2 separate regions of the Homo sapiens genome follow, and region 1 is linked to region 2. Evidence: read pairs that join two places in POLR2A ChIA-PET (ENCODE). Cell type or tissue: GM12878. All regions are shown on one strand. Links, peaks and the distances in the headings refer to the core of each region. The heading gives the core; the rest is flanking DNA. Region 1 overlaps PFKFB2 (6-phosphofructo-2-kinase/fructose-2,6-biphosphatase 2). Region 2 holds the start of FCAMR (Fc alpha and mu receptor).

What was found. Peaks named below come from ENCODE experiments on the same cell type or tissue, not always from the same donor. Only the 100,000 strongest peaks of a DNase experiment are listed, where the experiment ranks them.
Region 1: POLR2A ChIA-PET joins it to region 2 with 8 read pairs; 7 of 35 experiments call an interaction of 5 or more read pairs at or near these places.

What each region holds. Positions count from the first base shown.
Region 1 is chr1:207,055,092-207,059,487 of GRCh38, forward strand. The region is part of intron 2 of PFKFB2 (6-phosphofructo-2-kinase/fructose-2,6-biphosphatase 2); the gene reads left to right. Among named protein-coding and RNA genes, the nearest start is that of PFKFB2, 4.0 kb to the left of the region's middle. In GM12878, for the core only: no CTCF peak of the experiment used is centred there; no DNase peak of the experiment used is centred there.
Region 2 is chr1:206,969,495-206,973,882 of GRCh38, forward strand. FCAMR (Fc alpha and mu receptor) reads right to left here and starts at 966. Exons shown (of 8, transcript NM_001170631.2): 1 at 593-966. The coding sequence starts at 631. RefSeq lists enhancers at 1,834-1,943, 2,024-2,073. In GM12878, for the core only: no CTCF peak of the experiment used is centred there; a DNase peak (open chromatin) is centred at 1,727; H3K4me3 peaks cover 401 bases.

The sequences.
Region 1 (4,396 bases), core at 86-4,085, 86 kb after region 2:
ACTAACATTATTGTACACACAATGAGTAAGGCACAGTTGCAGGTGCAGGAATTACTTGGAGCTGGTAATGTTACCAGCTTTATCTGTTGGGCTAAGTTTTGGGAGAGTGCTGCTCATTGTAGAAATTGCAGATGGGAGCCAGTGCTGCTTGGTTTCCTTCCTACAGGCCTGAGGGGAATGAGCCCTGACACTTGGCTTCTCACAGTGTCTTGGGCATCTTACTTTCTCACAGGTTTAGCCTTTGTACTTTGTAAACTATTTTCCCTATAGGTTCATTTTTTTGAGGACAGCTTTCACATGAGCATTTTCATTTCTATGCCTGTCTTTTAGATAGAAACAGCAGGAGGGTTTGCGAGGAGATGAAGCATCATTTCCTGTCCCCAAGCATCTGTATTTCTAAGCATCATAGGCTGCATAGCTTCCCAAAAGATCTGGGACTCTGTTCCCCACATATTTTGGGGAACTTCAAGGAATGCTAACTCTTGCCTCTGCTTCTGGATGGCACCATTCCTGCAGAATCCTGTCAGTCAGTTCTTCTCACTTCAGTGGTTATATATATATATATATATATAGCCAGTTAGTCAAGGAATATATATATCTCAGCAGGTGGAAACAGCCGACCAGCATGAGACCAGGAATTATCTCATGTTCAAAGCTTTTCCCAGAGCCTCGACCTTGATGTCATGCCCTTGTCAGTTTCATGATTGACAATGATAATCTCTCTTCACCTAGCACCCATGGAGCCTGCTGGACAGAAGCAGCTGGCTGGATGTGATACTGGGGTTGGCAGAGTTAGGGTCTACAATTAGGGTCTCTTTTCTCTGCCAGGGCAAGAAGCCAGGTGCTAAGGGCAGAATACCCCATGAGAGATAACTAGTATAGCATGATGTTTGAGTATAGCCTCTGGAGTCAGACTGCCTGAGTTTGAATCCCGGGTTTATGACTTCTTAGCTCTTGAACAAGTTGCTTGTTCTCTCCATGCCTCAGTTTACTCCTTTTAAAAGTGGGAATACTAACAGTGTCTCCCCCAAGAGTGATGTGAGGATTAAATGACTAAATGTAGGAAGGCGCTTAGAAGAGTGTTGGGCATATATCTAATGTGTGTTATTTTTCACAGGTGACTCAATCTGCCTGTTGTATTTATTCCTGAAATGTTTATATTGAATCATACTCAAATGCTGTATTGGAAGCTCACTATTTAAAAGAGGGCTGTGAATAATTATTTTTTCAGTAAAAAATGTTTTCTTCTCTTATTTGACAATATTGTAACCCAGATTTGGGGATCTAGGATGCACCTCTTACAGGGAGGTACACTAATGTTACTAGGGTGCTTGATCCAAAAGAGAGCTGGGGCTGGGGGGCAGGATCGATAATTGTGGGAGTCTCTGACTACACGATGCCATGTGTCAGTCCTTCTAGCTTTGCTTTTTTCTCCATGGTAGGAATCTCTTCTACCTGCTTTCCTAACTCTTCTGTAGTTCCTTTGCCTTGAGGGCTTTCAAGTCAGGGAAGCAGTAATCCCTGGTTTCTTTCCTGTCTTCTAGACTCTAATTCCTGCTCTGGGCTCTAATCTCTTTTTTTCCATACTCTAGTTTCTCTAAATGCCTTTTTCTTCTCTAAGAAGAAGAAGGTGTCCTAAAGCCACTGTGATTTATTTACCCTATTCTCTCCTCACGTCACAGTCGGGCTGTGAGACTGTTGCAGACATAGTCAAAGGAGAAAATAAAGTTATGAGTATATGTGTTAACTTACTTCCTTTTCCTCTGCTATAGAGCTGTACTTTGGAGCTGGTTCACCTGGCAGCTTAGTGTTCACATCAGCGGCTGCTTTATTAATAGCTTAACCGTTGTTCCCTTGCTGCTCATTACACCTGTGTTGGCTAACTTTGACTCCGGGAAGTGACTGGGCTTGAGGATTTCAGGGCTGAAGAATGACTTTAGGGAGCCAAAACCTCCGAAGGAGCATTACTGGGACTTCAACTGCTCCAGGGATGGGGCGAAGAGGGGCTACTGGCCGAGGTGCCTTTACGGTGCTCAGAGGACTGGTTTCAGGGCTTATGAAAGCAGAAATGGAGGGCCGGGTGTGGTGGCTCACGCCTGTAATCCCAGCACTTTGGGAGGCCGAGGAGGGTGGATCATGAGGTCAGGAGATCAAGACCATCCTGGCTAACATGGTGAAACCCCGTCTCTACTAAAAATACAAAAAAACTACAAAAAAAAAAAAAAAAAAAAAAAAAACTAGCCGGGCATGGTGGCGGGCGCCTGTAGTCCCAGCTACTCGGGAAGCTGAGGCAGGAGAATGGCTTGAACCCGGGAGGCGGAGCTTGCAGTGAGCCGAGATCGCGCCACTGCACTACAGCCTGGGTGACAAAGTGAGACTCCATCTCAGGGGGAAAAAAAAAAAGCAGAAATGGAGAAATCTACATGCTTTTTTTTTTTCTTTTTAATTTTTTTTTTTGAGTAGTTCTGGAACAGACAAATTCTTCCATGTACCTTTCCCTAAATACAAAAGCAATGTATGTTCATAAAAAATTCAAACTACAGAAAGGATTTAGAAAGCGAAAAGTAAAAGACTCCTGTTTCTTCCAAATTTGATTCTTTTAGACATCTTATTCTGGTATATCCTATTAATAAAGGTAGGTTCATATTGTTCATATTCTGTTCAGCTGCCATTTCCTTTTTTATTTTTTTAAATAAGTTACTGTCTTGTGGACATCCTTTTAATGTTGATAAATGCAGATTTACCTCATTCTGCATTGTATGGATATGCCAGCTTTCCACGGATAGGTATTTAAATTGTTTCCAGTTTTTCATCATCACAAAGAGTGCTGCAGTGACCATTCTTACACGTACACCTTTGCACATTTGTGACAGCAACTTTTCCTACAGAAATAATAGAAAAGATAGACACATTGGAAATGTTCATCAGTATTACTAATTTGCTCTCCTAAGAAGTTCTATATTGTAAGCTGTTTTCAATATTTTAAGATATTTGATGGAAATTGGGCAGCATCAACTATAGCCATAGTGGTTAACTGAAACATCAGCTTTCTTAGTGTTTGACCGTAGTTATACGAACTTGGTTATTTCATGCCTGTCAACTGGCAGGAGATAATCAGCAGTTCTGACTTCTGATGAATAAAGATAAAATGTCACTAATGAAACATGCTTTATGGGCAGCATATTTCTAAATATTAGGCCTCTTTAGAGCCAATAAAAGAAGACGTCCTGGGTCCTGAAAAGGCTGGGAACCATTGCTCTCCTAGACCATCCTTCAGGATTAGAATGGAGAGCAAGTTGTGTTTACCGTGAGGGAACCTTTGTCAAGTGCTGACATGAGGCACAGGAGCTGGCAGCTGGGACTGAATGGGCAGTCATGAGATCAGGAGACTGGTCAGAACCCTGACCTTGACTGTCTATTGTGGGACCATGGGCAAAGCTCTTAATTTCTCCAGGCTTGAGTTTTTCCATTTACACGAGGGAAGTTATCAAGTCCTCATTTTTTTTGTAAATCTTTTTTTTAAAATACATTTATTTATTTATTTTGAGACCGGGTTATGAGACTGGCTAATTTTTATATTTTTAGTAGAGATAGTGTTTCACCATGTTGCCAAGGCTGGTCTCAAACTCCTGGGTTCAGGCGATCCACCCAACTTGGCCTCCCAAAGTGAGGATTACAGGCATAAGCCACTGCGCCCAGCCTCAAGTCTTCATTTTATCTAAGCAAGTTTATGAAAGGAAAATGAGTTTAAGTTTAAGAAAAGGAGTTGAACCTGGCTTAAAGAAGGTGGAAGAGAATTTCAGGATTGAAACAGTTTTCCATTGTCTATCAAGAGATGGGTTACATTGTCTCTGAAATTAATCAGGTGGCAGTGGCAGGTGGTTTTGTTTTTTAACAGGCAGGACAGAATGTTCCTACTTTTGCCAGTGTGGTAATTTGAGATAGGAAGTGTGGTTTAGTTTTGTACTCCAGAAAATGAGAAGCCCTGGTTGTAGCAGGTGTGCTTAAGTGTATTCTGGACAGAGGCGAGAGGTGCGTTGCTGGAGGGCTCTTGGGAGGTCCCAGTGGATGCAGTTTTTTGTTGTTGTTGTTCTTAGCATTCTCTGTCCACATGGGTAAACAAGAGCAGCTGGTTCCCTGGTTGCCTTCAGAGCAGCTCCCAAGTATCAGTTCATTTTAAACTTTAGGGAGGGTAATAGGACCTTCGGGGGAAGTGCCTAATGGGCTGGAAGGTGCGGACAAAGCAGGCCTAGAAGTGCAGGTAATGAGCCAAATCATGGGGGATTGAGAGCAGGCATTGAGCCGAGCTGGAGAAAGTGAAGACTCAGGGGATTTTACTACTTAAACCTGAGACAGCTGATCCCATGCAGAGGCTATCTGCTTGTTAGGGGCCAGT
Region 2 (4,388 bases), core at 1-4,000:
TTTAGGGGATGAGACCATATGAGGGGACTCTCTTGTCCCTCTCATCCTGCTGGGAAGGGCATGCACCTCACCTCAGCTTCAGCACAGGCTGCTTGCTGCATGACTTCCCAGATGCCTACTGGCCCTCCGAGCCCCAGTTCACTCCTATCCCCTCCCCACATCCCCTGGGCAGCAGATAAGAAGGGAAGGAGTCAGTGTAGTATAGAGGAGAGAGCACAGAACCAGGACTCAGGAGGGGCTGCAGCAGCCTCAGGCTGCTGCAATAACTTGGCCAATGTTCTGTTCCTCTCCTCTACAAAAGAAGAGCTTTGACTGCATGTTCTCCGTGTTTCTTCTCTTTCTAACGTTTTTTTGGTTCTAAATTACCCAGGACTTCTAAGGAACCATGCACTCTGGTGGGTGTGAGCAGAATAATAGGGAGCTGAGAGGGAGCCCCTATGTTCTGGACTCTAGAACCCTTACCTGGCCTCCTGGGAAGGAGCCCACCTGCTCTGGGAAGGGCACTGAGGAGCATGTGTGACAGCTATGGCTGCAGTTCACCCCCCACATTCAGAGGCAAGATCCCAACCTCCAGGAGAAAGCATCATTTCACCTTTTGTTCTCCAGGCTTCACTGTGGCCTCTCCATCCATCTCAGTCCAGAAACAAGATCCAGGTGGACTTTTCTTCTCCTTATGAGATGCAGGTGTTTGGACGACTTCTAGTTGCTCTCCTTTAAACCTGGAGACTGAGAAGTCAAGGTGGTATTTTGGAAAGCAGCTGGAGCTAGCAACGGAAGGTCGGGGTGCAAGGCGTAGCTCTGCCACTCACCTCAAGTCACTTCTCTTTGGATTTTATTATTTATAAGAGGAAGCCAGTCCTAATCCCTTGTCATTCTTACTGTCACTTATTCCTGAAGAACTTTTCCAGGAGTGGTAACAGTAGCTTCAAAAAAGAAAACACTGATCCATATCCTTCCTCCTCTTGTGTCCCCTTCAGGGGTCTCAGACTATTTAGGGTGCCCCAGCTTACCAGCCCATTCAGGCATCTCCCGGACAAGTGATGCAACAACTTGGGCAGGAGGGCAGGGAAAATTCAAAATTCAGGAGAGGAATTCCCCTGCCATTTGGCTGGCAGCTGGTGCCCTCCAGCTGACCTGGCCCCTCCAACTCTCATAGAGAAGAACTTTGGGCAGCTTGGGTCACTGACTTCAGAGTTGCATGATCTGGTGGTTACTAATTCACGTCCCTGACAAAGCATAATACAGTAAATGAGATGATCTTCATGGAAAGAGGACACTGAGAAGTGTGGCTTACCCAAATAGATGACACAGTTGAAAAATACCCCAATATTTCCCTTTGGAAAATAGTTTATGGGTTTTTCTTTTCCTTGTAAAAGATGTGATCTTCCAGTCTCTGTTGGTCTCAAACTGACATTAAAATGGCTTGTACAGCTGAAGCACTCAACAATGAATGGGCACAAGGGGATGGGGGGTGCTGCAAGCTGCAATTAGGGACCTTCACTAGGACCCCTGATAGATATGATAATACGGCACCTCTGACCAATTAGAAAGGGCAACTCTTCCTTAAGAATAAATTCAGTTGGTATATTGTTGTGTAATTTGCTGTAGCCATAGATGGCAGCATGTATTCTCCATGCATTTCCCCTTCCAAATTTGAAGGCAGATTGAGGGTAGAAATTGAGTCACTGAAAGCAACAGAAGAGGAAGAGAAACAACTCTATGGGGTACTTGGAGTTTGGCCATGACAGGACAATTGTGCATAGTGTGTGCTGGTAACTGTGTGCACAGCTGTGTGTGCTGCTCTCCCACGACTTGGTCAGCAGCTTCCAGTGCTAGAGCTCCAGATCTTCACCTCCATCTATAGCCTCTCATATTAGTTAAAATACATCTACAATGTGAATGGTATCTCCTTAGTAATGGTGCTCTTGAGCAGTGCACAACCTGAAGAACTGTATACAGTGGCCTTGCCTTCCGAGACTGGTTTCCAGAAATGAGTGACCTTCATGTAGGTGGTAGAGAGGTAGCTAATGCCTGGCCAGATTCTCCCCTTCCCCTCCTCATGGAGCAGTATAGTGTCATGTTTGATCACATAGATTCTGGAGTCAGACTCCCCACTCCTCTCAGTTAAGATCTCAGTTCTACTTTTTACTGGGAAAATGACATGGATCAGGTTACTTTTTCTCTTTAAACCTAGTTTTCCTAATCTGTTAAACAGGAGAAAATAGCACCTATCTCATAAAGTTATTATGTGGATCAAATGTGATAATCCATATAATTCAAAGTTCTTAGCATGCAGTTAATTTTCATTAAACATTAGCTGAGAATATTATTAGCTTGGCTTGTAGCAAAGGAAGCAGGTGTTTTATCATGATCAAACTCTCAAAAAAAAAATGCCTTCGACGGTTTTCTTCCATTCAAGTGTCCCCTCCCTCCCTCCCTCCCTCCCTTCCTTTTCCTTTCCATTATTTTGGCATTTGAAAGATAAAAAATTCATCAATTTGTCTAGGGACACTTCTGAATTAAATTTATATTCTTAAGTAAACATTTGTCAAATTTTCACTATTTTGTAAATGTTGCTGCCATTTGCATCCTTAAGGTCATATTTTTCTGTTTTACCTACTTCTGAACACTTTGAAGACTTTTTGATTACAGAAACCAAAAATTATAGTAAAGTACAATTAATTGTAATGCACTGGTCCAGTTTCCAGAGCACTTTCTCAGAGCCATGAAGTCCCTTCTCTGAAGCTTTATGGAGGAGAAAACTCCATACTGGCTGCTTCTCTTGGGGGTACAATTGAATTTGCTTATCCAGCACAAAGCCCCAGGGGCTTCTTTACATATATATATGACACTATAACCTGATTTTAGGCCCTAGACTCTGGAATCAGGCTTTGACCAGACATCAAATCTGGGAAGAGCTTTGTCCATTCCCTGTCCTCCAGCTCCCACCTCCAATCCCCCAGTTTGCAAATGACTTTGTTTGTTAAACATACACACATGAGAGTAAAAACCAGTAAACAGAAAGCTAACCCAAGAAAGAAAAGCTACTTGTGCTGTAAAACAGTCCATATGGATCTCTTTCTTCTCCAAAATGTGCTTTCTAATGTGTAATGAAGAGCAGTGGACAGAGGTGCTTTAGGTTCCCACGTGGCTCACCCAATCCTGTCCCTTTCCTTGGTAGTCAAGACTTATCCTCCTTATATGTTGTGGTAGCTTTCTGCTCGCTGTACCCACTTTGTAAGCTTTTTCTACCCTTCTTGGCTGCTGGAAAGGCACATTTTCCCTCCTAGCTCAGGTAGAATACCAAGTATTGAAGAAAACATTATTTAAAAACATCTGCCTTTGTACAAGTCCTCGGTTACTTACTTAGAAGCTCACAAAGGAAGGTGAACTTTAGACTTGTCAGTCCTCCAAATGACAACGGAAGAAAGTATTTGTATAGCACAAATAATCATTTTATAATGGCATTTAGCAAGCTTTTATAACCTCAACCACCATTTACCTGATAGCAAAGCTTGCAGTTCAAAATATTCAACCCCTAAACACAGGAGGCATTCCAAAGGCAGTTAGTTGAGTGCTGAGACAGTTTAAGTTCATGTACAGACTATTGGCAAAAGCACAGAGTAAAGAATCCCAGGAGATTATTTCATAGATGGGAGCATATTAGCCTAAGACTTTAGCTGTAGCTCATTCTAGAATGTTGGTATGAATTGCTGTTGGAAAACATGATCAGCACCTCTTAGCATAATCTTTCTGGAGTGACTTGAGTCTGGAAATGGAAATGAATATGTTTCTTACTGGTTAAGATTATTTGGTTAGGATGCTATTTTGAATACACATTCTCCTGTGATAATGAATCTCTGGTCCTTGCAGGATGGAGGGGCCCCAAAAAAGTTAACTTGCCACTAAGGAGGCTATTGGTCTCTGTCTCCTCAAAGAATGGTGCTATTTGCGGGGGCTCAGTGTTCATCTCTGTTGCTGGTAGGTTGAATGTTTGATAGCAACAGTAACTAACTCAGTGTTGATTAGTGGGAGCCTATACTGCTTGCTGGGCCCATGCATAGCCTCTATCCTTCTGACAATGCACCTTCCTTAATGTGTCCACTGCATTAGTACCAGGGTGGCCGATGGCTGAAGCTGGCTGATGTCAGAAAGCCAATCCATTCTGTCAACTTGGCAGTTAGTGGTTCTTCCATGGTGGATTCTCTCTGCTGAGCTTTAGCACAGGTTACAAAGATCTTCACACTTCCTGCCCGCTCCCTTGTCCCTCCATGTTCCACTACCCCCACCTTTCACTCTGTATGTATTCTAACATCAGGCCAGTTTTCCTTTCACACAAAATAGATGACCAGGTGCACTGTCCAAGCTCTGTCCCTTGGATGGACTTT